Linked DNA regions of Mus musculus: region 2 is linked to region 1. A link is a loop called in an ENCODE intact Hi-C map of the cell type or tissue named here. Cell type or tissue: gastrocnemius. All regions are shown on one strand.

Region 1 (8,000 bases):
GGTATGAATTCCATGCAGAGAATTTTAGCTATGTTCTCAAGTCCAGAGAGAGCCGCGGGCCTGGGCTTCATTTATATTGAGATGGTTTGCATACTTTTGTAATGAAGGGGTACCTGCAGTAGGAAGTTTTGGGGTTTTTTGTTTTTGTTTGGTTTTGGTTTTGTTTTTCTTAAATAGTCTCTTATGGGTAGCTGGATTCTCTGCCATTTGTAATTTTTCCTCTGATTCCAATTAGCAAAACTTCCCTTTTTATATGAGTTGATTCTTATTGTGTATGTAAACTGCCCCTGGCCACTTGGCTAGATTTCTTATCTTCTTTTAAACATTCTGTTCCACAGTTTAAGAAACCAGTCCCTTTGGTGTGTGAATCTGTCACCTGTGGAGGGTTGGGCAGGGTGGGATGGGACGGGAACTATGTGGCATGCGTATGAGTTGAAATCCCACTTTTGTGAGGACACGGTATGCCAGTTTCCCATGGAAGAGACGCCTCTGGCCTGTTGTTCTTGTAAAGGTATTCTTAAGGGGACATATGTTTTGATTCTTTCCCACTCACTGGGTTCAATTAGATATTAAAAGGCTGCTTTTCAGAAATATTGCTGTGACTCTGCCTTGATGGTGGCTGGGTAGCCCAGAGTCTAGGGTGGGAGTGAGAGTGAAATTTAATTCTACAGAAAGAACAGCGGTTGACAGTGCTGAAGAGAGCCAGGTGATGGCACACGCCTTTGATCTGCCTTAAGCTCATAGGAGGCTTAGCCAGGCAGATCTCTTTGAGTTCAAGGTCAGCCTGATCTACAGAGTGAGTTCCAGGACAAAGCAGAGAAAACCTGTCAAGAAAAACAAGAATAATAAAGCCAGGTGTGGTGGCACATGCCTTTAATCCCAGTACTCAGGAGGCAGAGGCAAGAGGATCTATGTGAGTTCAAAGACAACCTGGTCTACAGAGAGAAGCCCTGTAAAGGGAGGACGAGCAGGAGGAGCAGGAGGAGGGGGAGGAGAGAAGGTCTGCCGAGAACCAAGAAAATCTTGCAGGATATGGTTACAAACCATTGACCTTGAAGAGCCTAGTTGGCTTTATCCCAGTCAGATTATATATGTAGAGAGTTGTGGAAGCTTCTAGAGAGAGGATTTCTTCTAATCAAGTTTAACTATGGGTACCTTAGGGGGAGATCACCCTGGGAGGAGGGGAGCCTGATGTGACTGAGCCACGGGTGAGGCACCCAGGCTGGCAGTCCGTTCACCCATAGAACACTAGTTTTACTAAAGTGTTTGCTAAAAACAAAAGAACCATTTCCCGTTTGTCCTCAAGCAGTAGCGTTTCCAGAAATTTTGAGAGATCTACCCTGGGATGCCACCTGTCTGGAACACAGACCACCAAGGGACTTTCTCCGTGGATGCTCCTTGGAACTGGATCCATGAACTGACAAATGTATTTGAAGTTGACATAGAACATGGAAGACTGAATCCTAGCCAGGGGCCCTGGGCTGCAGTGCTTCTAAGAGGCAGTGGTGAAGGGGCATCCCAGGGAGAGGTTCAAGTGCTAGGCGAGATGGGTGTCATCATGGAGGAAACCTGGGAAGAAGGGAAGTGTAACAGGACTCAGAGGAAGGAGGAAGAGGGGAGGTCAGTCACGGTAAGTTGCTTTTATTTACTAGAAACAATGACAGGCCATTAGAGGTCTAAAGCCTTTTTTAAGAGAAAAATTTGGGGGTGGAGGGGATGGCTCATCAGGGAAAGGAACTTGCTACTGTAGCCGTCTTTGCTACTTTGTGGGTTCTTTTCCCCACCCTTTATCCCCCCAGTTTCCCCTGCTATCACTACATAGGAAAGGATAGCAGGGGGAGACAAAGAGAGATCTCAATCTATTTTTTTCTTGTTCCTCCTTTAAGCAGGACTACTAACAAAGTGCAGCCAACCCCCCACACCCCACTCCTGTACAACCACCAACCACCTGCACTGCCTCTTGGGGCCCTGGCATTTATACACCTTCTGAAAAGTTCCCAGAATTCTAAATATCACACAATCGCCGAAACCATTTGCAGCCAGCAAAACCGTGCCTCTGCTAGAGCACGAGGCAAATCATAGCTGCTTCGGACAGTCAGAAGCAGCCTCGCATCCCACATCCCCCAGCTGAGATTAAAGTGAAAGCACGTTCTTTTATTTTTGTGTTCTTAAAGAAACCAAAATTGTCACTACAGCTACCAGTCCTGATGACCCACATGATGGAAGAATTAGCCCCCTCGTTGCCATGGTATATAATGTATGAATGTATATACACACAAGTAAATACAGAAATGAAAAATATTTAAGGGCCAGTGAGATAGCTGGTGTATACGATGACCTGAGTTCAATCCCAGAACCCATGTAAAGTTGGAAGGAGAGAGTATGTGTGTGCTTCCGTATGTGTGCCATGACGCTTGATCACCCTCCCATATAATAATAAATAAAATTTATCTTTAAAAAATTATTTTAAAACTTGTTTTCGGGCTCGAGGTGTAGCTCGGTGTTACAGGCCTCCCCCCACCCCCAGCACAAAGCAACCTGGTGCATGCTTCTCGAAGGTTCGTTATCTGAAGATAGACATGGTATCGTGCGAATGTGAATGGGAACTCATGAGGGAGGGCATTCTCCGAAGACCCCTTTTCCTCCCCGCAGCTGCTCCCTGCCAGTTCTTTGCTGGTGAGGTCATGCATTTCATTCCAACCCATCACTGGGAGGACTTGGCATTCTCGGCATGCCAGGAAGAAACAGAGGCGTAATCACACCCTGGCCACACAGCTAGCAGGTGGTAAAGTTGAAATTCCAACCCAGATCGGCCTGACTACCGGGTTCTGAGGAAGCACGGGGCGGGGGGGGGGGGGGCGGGGGGGCGGTTGGTGGTTGTTCCTCAGCCCTAACGTCATCTGAGCAATGTCAAAACAGAAAGCCAAAACGGAGGAGAGTCAGAGCAAGAGGGCCTTTTGTCTCTTTTCTTACAGTTCTCATGTGGTAGTGACCTCCAACCATAAAATTGTTTTTGTTGCTACTTCATAATTGTAATCTTACTGTTATAAATTGTAAGTGCTTTCAGAAGCAGAGTTGCCATTGGGGTCGCGACCCACAGGTTGAGAACCATTGCGTTAAGCCATCCTATAAGAAAGTGGGAACATTACAGAGTCAGAATGCTTCCACGTCTCCTATCAAAGCTCTGTGCCAGCTTTGTGGAGATGCCGAATAATCACTACTTGATTGAACATTGGAGGAAACCAGCAGCAGGGACAGATCTGAATGTACAGTAGAGGAGGCAAAATAAGGGAGCCAGAGAATGGATGAACTCACTCCCATGAAGCTCTGCTGTGAGGACAACTGTGACCCTGCTGGGCACAGTCATGCTGGCACCTGCCCCCAAGTCTCCATAGAAACAGAGAGAGTGACTGATGGTAGGCCCCGTGGTACAACTTTAATCACAGTAGAGGCAGCCGATAGCAGCCTTTCCCGAGCCCTTCTGACCTGGACACACTGACAGTGGGTGGTACTCCAGTTGCCATGGTCTCTTTAACCACAGTAGGACACTTTGTCCAGGTGGAGCCTTCCTCCAAAAATCTCCAACACAGGTTGCAGAGGCGTCTAGAATAAAGTACTAAACCGGCCCCTGCAGTCCTCAGAGCTCCAGTAAGACTGGCTTTGGACAATTTATCTTCCATCTTACCAACTCTGATAAACTAGGACTATGTACAGGACCAGTGTGAAGATGGCTTTGGGCAAGACATCTTTTCTATATCTAAAGGTCTCCATTTGTTAAGGAAACATTACAACCTTGTATCTAGAATCTGGCACAAAGTAGGTTTTCAGTCCATGCACCATGAATGGATGAGTGGCAGGGCTAGAGACGACGAACGAATAATACTTTGCACAGAATATCACTTGGGTTCCTAAGATGAAAACAGCAGAAACCACAGGCCCTTTCCCTCCCTCCTCACTACTACAGTGCTCAGGACAGGTGCCTCCTTCACAGCTCAGGCAAACCCAGGAAGGACCAAGACTTCACTCCCAGAGGATGCGCAGCGTGTCTCAATCTGACGAACCTGCAGGTGGCGCCCGCGCTACCAGCAATCTTCCAACAGAAGAGCAGAGCTCCGGTGCAAGGCTGAGGAGGGGAAGGCAAGGACCCAGAGGTGGGGGGGGGGGGGGGGGTGGGCGGCCATGGACTCAAGACGGTGAGCTGGCTCTTCCCCAAAGCTCTCACTCGGTTTAAAAAAAAAAAAAAAGGTATAATACAAAAAATAGAAATAAACGGTAGAGAAAGCACACTTCACACTGTCTCCCATCGTGGCGCATCGCACCTATTTCCATCAAACAAAGCTAAGGGTTTACATAATTGTGATTAATTTTAGGAGTCTGAGCGCTGAGAGCCAGTCCTCAGCATAAAAGCCTAAATGTGAAGAGTACGTACGGTAGATGCAAAGGCTGACTTTTGGACTATCCTGGAGTGAGCCAGCCCACACATCTGATTTTCTTAGGAAGATTGATTAGAACTGCTTTGTGCCAGATGCTGTCCTGAACACTCTAGGAAACCCATTTAATTCTCACGACAACCTACTGAGATTATACCTACTCTACAGATCAGAGAGTTAGGACTATAAAACTGACAGTTCCCATGTCCAGCAAGAAAGACACACTTGGGACCAGGTATGGCTTTATGAGCCAAGCAAGGGCTAAACAAACAACGGAGGGGTTGGGGGCGGGGGGACATTTAGGGAGAACATTGGTTCTCCCTAAAATTCTTGGAAGGTGAGAGAACACTTTTTTAAAAGTTCAGATTTGAGGGATCAGGAAGTGTAAGTTAGTGGTAAGGTATGTGTTTAATATGTTGTTATAAGTTCAATCTCTAGCATCAATAAATTACATTTTAATTTAATTTAAAGTAATGCAGATATAACCCTGACCTTCCACCATGTGTTTTTATAGAATTGTATGCAATAGGACCCAAATTTCTGCATATAGAACTTCTTAGTAATTCTGAAGAAGCCAGTCAGATGGCTTTTGAAAGGTGTGTCATGGTGTTTAAAGAATTTGGACAATTACAATCAGCCTGTCACATGGGTAGGGTTCACCCAAATTAAACTAGACACAAGTAGAAAATATTTAGATTTTTTTAAAAGTTCATCTATACTGAATATGTACAGATTTTTTTTTCTTTTCATGTCCTAAGCAATACAGTATCAAAACTCATACAGCCTTTACAGTGTACTAGTTGCTATATCTAGATATGATTATGCAGGAGGACATGCATAGGATATACATATACATATATATGCCAAGTGAACATTATGATGGAATGGACTTGAATAGCCATAGATGGAGGTTCTGTGACCAGGATGCTGAGAGCAACTGTGCAGTATATATCTGTTAAGTTTAAACCCTGACTGAGGTACCTACTTAACATATTACAGTGCACCTGGCCTCCAGGTTCTCCCAGCACCCCTCAGGATGCTTTACATGGTATGGCTGGCAAGCCCTGCCCTCTACCCTGAAATCAAGCTGTGCTGCTTCCCCCCAGAGACTCTTCCCTATATAATCCAGACATTCTGGTTACCCACCCTTCCTTTTTGTACCTTTGGCCTCCCGACTGCTGCACTTGGTTCCTCTCTCTCCCTTCCTCTTCCCCTTTCCATCTTCCCATGGTTCAGGGTCAGTTCTAGCCTGGACTCTTCCAGCTATGTCCGCCTCTGGCTATGTCTCCCTTTTATCTACAATAAACTTTCTCCTTCACTGTTCCTGGGAGCAGTCATGTCCTTTTCTTTCCTTTTTCATTTTTCTTTCTTTTTCTTTTTCTTTTTCTTTTTCCATTTGAAACCCATGTAATTTCTACAGACTCCTTTGTGGTGGGAAAGGGGGGGTGAAGTTTGGGGGTGAGGTGTTTGGGAATGGAGAGAAACTAAAAAGACATCATCAAGGAACTGGGGCTGCATGTGGCTCAGTGATAAAAGGGTTGCTGGGAAATAGGAGGTGGGTCTTCGTCTTGATAAAAATAATTTTTGTTAAAATGGACTCAAAAAGAAGTTGAGAACCATCTTGTGGGCTGTAAATCTCAGCTGTGGCAGCCGGGAGGAGAGATGTAAGAAAAGGCCAAGAAAAGGTTGCAGGCTGGGCAACGGAGGTCTCAGAGCAGCTTGTGCGGGTGTGGGGTAAATGGGTGAGGGAAGAGCTGTCTTCTGGGAATAATGCCCGAGGTGTCATGGCAAGCAAGGTGGGCTTTTAGCCTAGTTTACTGGGCATCCTCCCTTTCCTTTGAAATTTTACATTTTAAAGAGGGGCAATTTGCAGTGCTTCTCTATCTTAAAATGGGTGTGTCATCAAGGAAGCAGGAGGTGGGAGGCCAAGCAGATTTGGACAGAGTCCATCCTCAGTGGTATCCGAGCCGGCTAATGCCTGTCGAAGTACCCAACAGATATATCTTGGTTGGTTGGCTGATTTATGAGAAAGGGTCTCATACACTCCAGGCCAGCTCTTAACTTTTGATCCTCTGGGCTCTCCACCTCCCCAGTACTGGAATAGTAGGAATGAGACACCAAGCCAAGCTAGAAAGGGTCCCAAAGCCCTGGGTTCGGTCCCCGACACAAAACCAGAAACTGAAGCCAGAGAAGCATCGATGAGCTTCTGTTTCAGGCCCTACAAAGCGGTTCCATTAGGGGCTCCAGCCTGAGGTCCTGCCTACTCCGCTACACGGAGAGAACATGCCGAGACTCAACTCCAGCCGCAGGGGGCGCTGTTCTGCTTTCCTGAGGCAGGAAGCGCAGACTCGCGTCCCTTCTGTGCTTGAGCTACAAGAAATGTCATTTCCGGGCCTGCAATGCACGCCACCGGAACCGGAACCGGTGGGTAGTAGTGGTTCCGCCAGGACCCAGATTGTAGGCAGTTCCATCCCTTGGTGACTTCGGACCGCAGCATAAACCTCAAACACCATCTCTATGCCCCCTCCTACATGCTCTGAAAGACCTTGTCTTCCCGGCTGTCCAAGAAACTGCGGCAGAAGTAGAGCGTCTGCTCTATGCCCATTCGCAAGGACCAGGTACATCCAAAGGTCCTCGAGTTCTAGTTACTCAAGGGCGTATAGCTCATGCACCTCGTTATCATGAAATCCTGCAGGAGTCACATACCCCGAGACCTCAGCAAGGCGGCAGAGTGACTGCCGACAAGCTAGACCAGAGCCACTACAGTGCATTGAGTCCCCTTTGCCCTTATCACAAGCAGACTGTCTCCAGGTACAGATCTGACCATTGTTTTAGGGAATGAAGTGAGATAAAGTGAGGGGCTTTGCGTATTGGATGGACATCTGATGGTTGAGAGGTAAATTAGTAAAAAATATAACGAGTGAAGTGGAAAGAGTGGCGAGGCCAGTGATAGGCAGGCCGGGCTGGGCAGTTCCGAGTGCGCACTGCTCTTACAGAGAAACTGAGTGTAGCGCCCAGCGCCCATGTCTGGCAGCGTACAACTGCCTGTAATTCCAGCTGCAGGGAGATTCCATGCCCTGGGCCCTATGGACACTGCAGTCATGTGACATACAGACGTATACACATCATTATACATAGGCCTTTAATCCCAGCACTGAGGAGGCATACAAATTAAGTTTGAGGCCGGCCTGGTCTACACAGATCCAGTTCCAGGATAGTCAGAGCTATATAGAGAGGCCCTGTCTTGAAAAACCAATATGAACCTGAAAATGTTTGCCTTATATAAAGGAGAACGTCAAGAGTCTTCAGGCCACCGCAACCTTGCAAATCGCTCTCCTTTGCAAACAAGCTGGAAAATTCATATTCTCTTCTTTCTCCACATATCCTTCCTGCTACTGCTCTGTTCCTCATTTCATAGTCCGGTTTCTCAAAAGAGTCGTCTCCACCTGCCAAGCATAGTGATCTATGCTTTAATTCCTGGCACTCAGGAGATAGGAGCATGAGACTCTCTCAGGCCAGCCTGGTTTACAGAGCAAGTTCCAGGACAGCAAGGAGACATTGTCTCAAAAG
Region 2 (8,000 bases), 57 kb after region 1:
TGTGTTTGCTTAAATTTAACTCCTGTGTATGAATGTAGGCATGTACACATGTTCCATTGTCCACACCGTTTTAGATAGGGTCTCATCATCACTGTGTGCCAGGCTGGCTGGCCTGTGAGTTTCTGGGGTTCTCTTGTCTCAAACTCCCATCTCCATGAAGGAGTGCTGCGATTACAGATGTTCCTGATACACGTCCGGCTTTCACATAGGTTTTGGAGATTCAAATTCAGGTCCTCACATTTGTGTGATAAGTGCTGTACCCACTAAGCCATCTTACCAACCCTATGTAAATTATTTCACCCAGTTCTTACACCAATCCCATTTTTACAAAGGTAGAAATTTAGCTTCCTGGTTCACATGTGGTAAAGCAAGGATTCCAATCCAGGTTACTATTAAGCCTGTAACATAGTGACTGGCTATTTAATGTGCTTGGCATGGAGAACATAGGACAAGAGACATTGCTAGTCCCACCCCACCTTTGTCAGGATTATGATCTAGGCAGACTTTTTATCCCCAAATCCATGGTTGCTTGCTTTTGAACCAGGGAGCAAATTACAATGTAGTTCACACTCACCCTGAACAGAGACACACCTGCCTCAGGCTCCCCAGTGCTGAAGTCACAGGTGTATGTCATCACCTCTCATCCCAGACCATGATGGTGATAGTGAGACGCTACCACAATGGTTCTCAACCTGTGGATTGTGACCCCTTTGGAGGTCCAATGACCCTTTCACAGGGGTAGTCTAAGCCTATCAGAAAACACATTATATTACGATTTATAACAGTAGCCGAATTATTGTTTTGAAGTAGCAATGAAAATAATTTTATGGTTGGGGTCACCACAACATAAGGAACTTTAGGAAGGTTGAGAACCACTGATCTACCACTTGCCTGAGTCTTTGTGCATGGGGGAGGGGGAGTCTTAATTTGGCGGGGAGCGGAAGGTTACTTTGAGACTTGGTCTTATCCGGGCATGCAATTCAGTGTAGCTAAGAACACACTTCAATCTTCCTGCTTCCTTATCTCCAGTGCTGAGATCACAGGGGTCAATCACAATACCCCCTTCCTACATCCTCGCCTGCTTTGAAACCCCGAGTACTCCCAAGGGAAAACTGTTATTTGAAGGGAATCTGATGAGGTTTCTCTGTCCTTTAGTCTTCTTTTCCTATGCTTAAGAAAGTATGTTTTTCTGTGTCCATATGTGTGTGCGGGTGCAGACCAGTAACCCTGCACCCAGAAGACTAAGACAGGAGGGTCCAGAGTCTAAAGAGATTTCTGGAAACACAGGCTGCTATAATTAGGTAGGTTGTTTCCTTGAACAATAATTCTCCTGAGGTTTGTTTTTGTATTTTTTTTAAATAGTTCTCTTATCGTATGTGTCTGTTCGGAGAACTATTTGGGATAATGAACCTACCACAAACTACACATCCGATAAAATATCAACAGGATTAAGAGGCGTAAATCATCACATTATCACAGGTTAGACAGTCTTGTCCATAAAGCATCTAGTAGCAGTTTCTACAGCTGAATACAGGTCCTATCCCAAAGATGTATGCAGCCGACTCAGGGTCTGGGGATCCAGACTCAATAAATATGAGTTGATGAATGAACAAACAACTGAAGGCCAATTCAATCGGGGAACAGGAACGTCATTTACTAAACAGAATGTCGATGCAGCCCCCTACTAATTAATATTCCTGTAATCCCCCGTGGTTCAGTTAAACTGTAAAGTGGGCATTTGGACTCCTTGGCCTTCATCTTAGTTCTGAGGCTACAGACTGAATATGGAAGCCTCTGAAAAGAACATCACGCACGAACGCGAGCTTACTGCTCGCTATCCCCAGCGGCCCACGCCCACGCTCAGCAGCAGCCTACTAGCCCCCGCTCCGCCCTCTCTTCCTGGTTTTCCCCAGCAACCCGCCCCTCTGGTGTCACGTGACGGGCGCTAGCCCGGCCGAGCCTCTGATTGGCCAGACTTCAGGGCGCCTCGCGATTGGCCTGGGGCGGCGGGCCCCCGCCTCCCTCCTCCTCCTCGCCGCGGCCCACGTGAGGGGGGCGAGTCACGCGATTTCCGGGAACCCGTCAGGAAGGACATAAACAAAACAAACCGAGGCAGCATGGAGACGGCCCGCGGCCGCGTAAGCGCGGCCGGATCCAGTGCCTGAACCGCCTTCAGCCTCAGGTGAATGCCGAGCGGTCGCACGGGCGGGCGGGATGCAGCGGCAGAGAACCGCGGGTGAGAGGCGCGGGTGCCCGGCTCCGGGAGAGCGGGGCGGGGGCCGCCGGGCCGAGGGCGCGCGGAACGGGGTCGCCGATGCGAGCCGAATCGGGCTGCCCCCGCGGCCGACGGTTATATAAAGGGCGGGCGCGCGCCGGCGGGCGACCCCGTTAGGGCCGTGCCCTTTGCGCTCCCGGGAACCAGGGATCGCGACTGCCGGCAGCCGGCCTGTCAGAGCGGCGAGCGGGTGGGAGGGGCCGGGAGGGAGGAGAGGAGAGGAGAGGGGCGTGTGAGGGAGACCGGCACAGCTAGTGTTCAGAAGGCTCCGGACGGAGGAGCGGACCGGGAGAACTCTGGGCAGGGGCGTCGTGGGGCTGCTGTTCCCCCCGGCCCCTCCCCGGAGGCTGCGGGACTGGGGCCTCCCTCTCGGGATTTGTTTATATGTCCTCTCTAAGCAGCTTGAAAAGCCCGGAGGCGGAGCCCTCGCTGTCGAGTGGCGGCCGGTGCTGTCCAATGGAGGAGGCAGACGGGGTCCGTGGCGCCAATGGGCGCAGGGAGGCGGTGCCGCGCCCCCCCTCCCCCCCAGTAAGTTAGGCTGTGCTGGGGGTTGGTCCGACAGGGCGGCCATATTAGATGGGAGGGGACGGGCCTGGGGACGGGGGTTGTCACTGAGCGGGGCGGAGACGGGGCAAAGGGCGAGGAGCCGAGCCGAGCGGGGCGCGGGCCGGGCGGGCTGGGTGTGGGCTAGAGTCCCGGAGGGACCCGGAAGATGCCCGGAGGAGCCTGACCCGGCTCAGCCGCTCCCGAGTGGAGGCGGCCAGGGAAGTAGCGAGGGCAGTCTAGCCTCCCAGGGGGCGGTTCCTGGGTCTAGATGAAGCTTGGTCTCTGGCGTCTCCTTCTTGGTCGGCTCTCCGCTGCTTGGTAGATCCTGCCACCAAACCCTTTAATCGCCCACCTTTAACCCAAGAAAACAAACCGTTTTGCTACTTCTGAGCAGGCCTGAATCTTAAGACTACCTTAAGGAGGTATTTCTGTAGTTAGGGGTGTGTTTCTGTACCAGGTCTCCCGTGTAGAGGCAGGCATTCAGAGGAACTTCTGCTTTTCTGGGTATTGCAAAGAGAAAATTGGGACTGGAAAAGCAGACAAAATTGAGTGAGCGGCGTTTCTATCCACCCCCCCCCCAAAAAAAACAAAAACAAAAACAAAAAAAAAAACGTGGATATCTTCCAAAGATCAGGCCCTTGTGTTTCAAGTCTTAATTTGCCTCCCTTGCTCACATAAATTGGAAGCTAACATACTTAATGAGAAAACAGCCTTGAGAAAAGTATTTAGGTCTGATGAGTCTTTAGACTTTTGTCTATCCAGTATCAGCAAATGAGAAAAAGAATGAAGGTCTGACTTATTTTTTCAAAAGCAGAAATAGGAATTTTTTGTAAATTTTGTGACCTATGGTAAAATGATTGTCACTTTAATTCTACTTTAAAATATTTTTCAGTGTTGCCTAGTTTAAAAAAGCTGAGAGATACTCCAAATGGGGAAATGTGGATACAAAATTGGAATTGTTTTGGCACCATATTAGCCTTGTTAAATGCTTTTTAAAGCTTTTAAGATGAGTTTATAACCTGTGACCTCATGTTGTCAAAGGTAGTAGGCTATTGATACATCTTTGGTGAAGTACTTAGGAGTAGGAATACATCATAGATATATCACCCTAGGCAGCTCTTCAAGAGTTCAGCTGAAGAATATTAACAAATAGTAAATAAATTTTCATCAACTTTTATTGGTTTTATGTGACTGACCCTCAGTTTTGTTAAAACTTGGTAAAAATATAATCCCGGGTTATTTGATATATATTTTTTTAATTAGATATAATTTTTATTTTTATTTTTTGTTTGTTTCTCAGGCAGCATTTCTCTACATAGCTCTAGCTGTCCTGGAACTTAACCCGTAGACCAGGCTGACCTGGAACTCAAAAAGATCCATTTCCCTCTGCCTTCTCAAGTGCTAGGGTGAAAGGTGTGGGCCACCCCCCCCCCGGCTATATATAATTTTTATAGTAAATAAAATATTACCTATCACTTAATGTTGTATTGCTAAGTCCAAATCTGTCCTATTACTACAATCAGTTATAAAAGGTAGGTCTGAAGTTAGAACCAAGCAAAGGTTTTCATGATACCCAGAACACTTAGTCAAAGTTGGTTTTCATTGCTTATGTACTAATTTTTTTCAAGATTTTTTTGTTTTGTTTTTTATATGAGTACACTGTAGCTGTCTTCAGACACGCCAGAAGAGGGCATCAGATCTCATTATGGATGGTGAGCAGCCATGTGGTTGCTGGGAATTGAACTTAGGACCTTCTGAAGAGCAGTCAGTGCTCTTAACCGCTGAGCCATCTCTCCAGCCCCATGAAGTAATTTCTTTTTGTTTTGTTTTGGTTTGGTTTTTTGAGACAGGGTTTCTCTTTATAGCCCTGGCTGTCCTGGAACTCACTCTGTAGACCAGGCTGGCCTCGAACTCAGAAATCTGCCTGCCTCTGCCTCCCGAGTGCTGGAATTAAAGGCGTGCGCCACCACCGCCTGGCTAGTAATTTTTTAAGAATGGCAAATATAAGGGCTGGTGAGATGGCTCAGTGGGTAAGAGCACCCGACTGCTCTTCAGAAGGTCAGGAGTGGCTCACAACCATCCATAACGAGATCTGACTCCCTCTTCTGGAGTGTCTGAGGACAGCTACAGTGTACTTACATGTAATAAATAAATAAACAAATCTTAAAAAAAAAGAATGGCAAATATAATACACTAGAGATTATTTTTGGCTAAAATTCTTTTATATGCTTAATATAATTTGGGGTTTACAAAATGTTGTTATGGAGTCAGCGTTTTACTTTGTAGTCCAGTTGGTTTTGAATTCCTGGTCCTCAAGCATTTCTTTCCTGCTGGGACTACAGTTAAGTATCACTGGGCTCAGGAATTTCTAGTATAGTAAGAATAGAAAAATAGATACTTCCAGAGCAATATTGGGTTCTCCACTCACCTTGACACTTTGTATGTTGTATAACAAACTGAAAAACAAACTTTGATGAAGAAAATAACCTAATTGGTGTAAGTTCTGGCGTAAAAGGGTAACTGATTAAGGTCCTTGGTGGTGGTGACTAAATAAATCCATTGGATAATGGGAATACGGAGACATTCTATTTAATTGTCGTAGTGTAGTGTAGTAGTTTTTATTTTTTGTGCTGTCCCCCTCCTGTCCTGGAACTGATTGTGAAGTCTAGTCTGGCCTTGAACCCACAGATATCTGCCTGCCTTTTCCTCCTAAGTGCTGGGATCAAAGGTGTGAATCACCACACTTGGCAGTGTAGTGGTTCTTAAAATAGTAAACTGAATTCACTGTTAGCTTTTAAAACTTAATTTTTAGTCAAGACTGATGATAGGATTTTGAGAGTCATTAGTATAGGCTTATTTCCAGTTAGGTTTGTACCTGGCTGTTTTGGCAAAGGCTTCACTGACTTTTACTACATATAGTAGTGTCTCATTTTAAGGTAAACATATTGGCTGGTCATAAATCTATCACACTATTTTGTTTGGTTCTGTGAGGTGGGGCCTTGCAGTGTTGCCCAGGTTGACTTTGAACTTCATGATCTTCCTGCTTCAGCTTCATGAATTCCTGGAGTCACAGTGAGCCATAGTGCTTAGTTGTTCTAATCATACCAGGACAGGAGTAGTTGAACTTTTCCCAGTGTAGGATTAAATAGTAAATATTGAATAACCTCTGTGGTGGCTGTTCACCTCTGCAGTTTGTGTGGTGATGACTGATAAGATAGGATAGAAAACCAATGAAACTTTATAAGAGTAAGGTGTGTTTATTAGTAGTCCATGGTCATTGTTAACCTGTTTTTAAAAATACTGTCTTGAGTTTGAAGTTTTTGCAGAGGAAATTGTAGAGAATGTAAACACACACTTCAGATAGTATTGGATCAATAGTCTATTGTATATATATCTCCTACCTTGAGAAAGTTTCATTGGAAGAACATAGGGCACAATATCCATGTAGATGTTTTGAAACTGTTTAAAGTAGCTATTGGTATATATTAATATAGTCCTGTTTGTTTTATAGGCACCCCACCCCCACCCCATTTCTGAGACTTTCTTTTTGGTATATATTCCAGGCTGGCTTTGAACTGGCCTACAACTTTTTGGTTTTTCGAGACAGGGTTTCTCTGTATAGCCCTGGCTGTCCTGGAACTCACTTTGTAGACCAGGCTGGCCTCGAACTGAGAAATCCGCCTGCCTCTGCCTCCCGAGTGCTGGGATTAAAGGCGTGCGCCACCACGCCCGGCCTGGCCTACAACTTTTGTTGTGTGATGTTTGTTTGTTTATATTTTTTGAGATAGTGTCTCCTGTTGGCCAGGTTTAACTCAAATTATGTATCCAGTAATATGACCTTGAATTCCTGATCCTTCTACATCTCCCATTCCAGTAGGGGATTATAGGTGTACACTACCATGCTTGAAAGAGCCTTGCATTTTACTGGTTTGTGATAATTGGGTGTTGTTGTTGTTGTTGTTGTTACAGGGTCTCTCTTCATAGCCCTGGTTGTCCAGGAACACTAGTCTATGTAGACTATGCTGGCCTTGAACTCAGAGAGATCTGCCTGCCGCTGCCTCCCAAGTACTTGAGTTAAAGGTATATGCCACCATGCTACATCTGGTTTGTGATGATTTTTTTTTTTTATAGCAAGGTCCCTTTTGGTTGGGGGGGTCACAAATCCTTTTTCCAAAAAAACTGTATTGAATTTGTTTGTGTGTACAGGTCACATGTGCTACAGTGTGCACAAGAAGCTCAGACACCAGCTTATCCTCCTCTTTCCATTGTGTGGGTCCTATGGATTATACTTCAAGATTGTCAGGCTTGGTAGCAAGTGCCTTATTCACTGAGCCATCTTGCCAGAGTGTAAAATCATTCTTGCTGGTTTAGTTTGAGTCATTCTTTTGGGACAAAGTAGACTAGGAGATAGATTTGCAGAGGACTTCAGTGTTACTTCATGTCTCTAATGCTGTTCTGTTCTATCACTAGCCACATCTTGTCTGCTTTCCACCAAGTTTATGACTTTTCTTCCCAAACTCTGTATCTGAAGTCACTCTGTAAGCAGTTTTCTAAGCTGCTGTTGATTTACCAGTTCCAGTTTATCCAATTCTTCTTTCCATCTGCCTTTTTTGAGACTATCTCAGGCTAGGCGTGTGTTCTATATAGTTGAAATTGGCCTTGAGGTCCCAGTAGTCCTGCCTCCGCCTCTCAGGTGCTGTGATTAAAAGCATGAAACACCATGTTTAACTATTTTGTCCTTTCAACACCAACACTGATGTGATATCTTGTGTTAGAGACTTGTGTTTTCAATTAAATTTCTTTCTTCAGATAGGATCTGTGTAATGTAACAGTGCTTGCCCTTGAACTCACAAAGTCCACCTGCCTCTCTCTTCTTGGTGTTGGGCTTAAAGGCCATTGTCTTAGTACTTTGCTGAGCTTGCTCATCTTTTAGTTTTTTCCAGAAAGGGTTTCTCTTTGTAGCCCTGGCTGTCCTGGAACTCACTCTGTGATCTAACTGCCTGACTATTGGGTGTGTGTCACCACTACAGGCAAACACTTGTTGGATGTCTCCATGTGCCTTGAGTATAATAGTGTGTCTGAGGGTTTGCTGCTGCTTGCTCTTCCTGATGAACCTGTCACCTTCTCTATTACAGACTTGCTGCTCACTGAGGGATTTGAAACACTACAAGAATAAAAC

What was found. Hi-C counts contacts between places; a loop is a spot of excess contacts. Peaks named below come from ENCODE experiments on the same cell type or tissue, not always from the same donor. Only the 100,000 strongest peaks of a DNase experiment are listed, where the experiment ranks them.
Region 2: it touches region 1 in a loop (6-fold over the local background); 12 of 42 quality-filtered maps call a loop at or near these places.

The regions. Positions count from the first base shown.
Region 1 is chr17:26,656,344-26,664,343 of GRCm38, forward strand. It overlaps Ergic1 (endoplasmic reticulum-golgi intermediate compartment (ERGIC) 1), which reads left to right. Exons shown (of 10, transcript NM_026170.3): 10 at 1-591. Among named protein-coding and RNA genes, the nearest start is that of Atp6v0e, 16 kb to the right of the region's middle. In gastrocnemius, CTCF peaks have their summits at 4,051 (motif pointing right) and 6,742; DNase peaks (open chromatin) are centred at 4,073 and 6,756; H3K4me3 peaks cover 1,591 bases; H3K27ac peaks cover 1,774 bases.
Region 2 is chr17:26,713,593-26,721,592 of GRCm38, forward strand. Crebrf (CREB3 regulatory factor) reads left to right here and starts at 2,058. Exons shown (of 9, transcript NM_029870.2): 1 at 2,058-2,182. In gastrocnemius, a CTCF peak has its summit at 4,496 (motif pointing right); DNase peaks (open chromatin) are centred at 1,971 and 2,749; H3K4me3 peaks cover 2,595 bases; H3K27ac peaks cover 2,655 bases.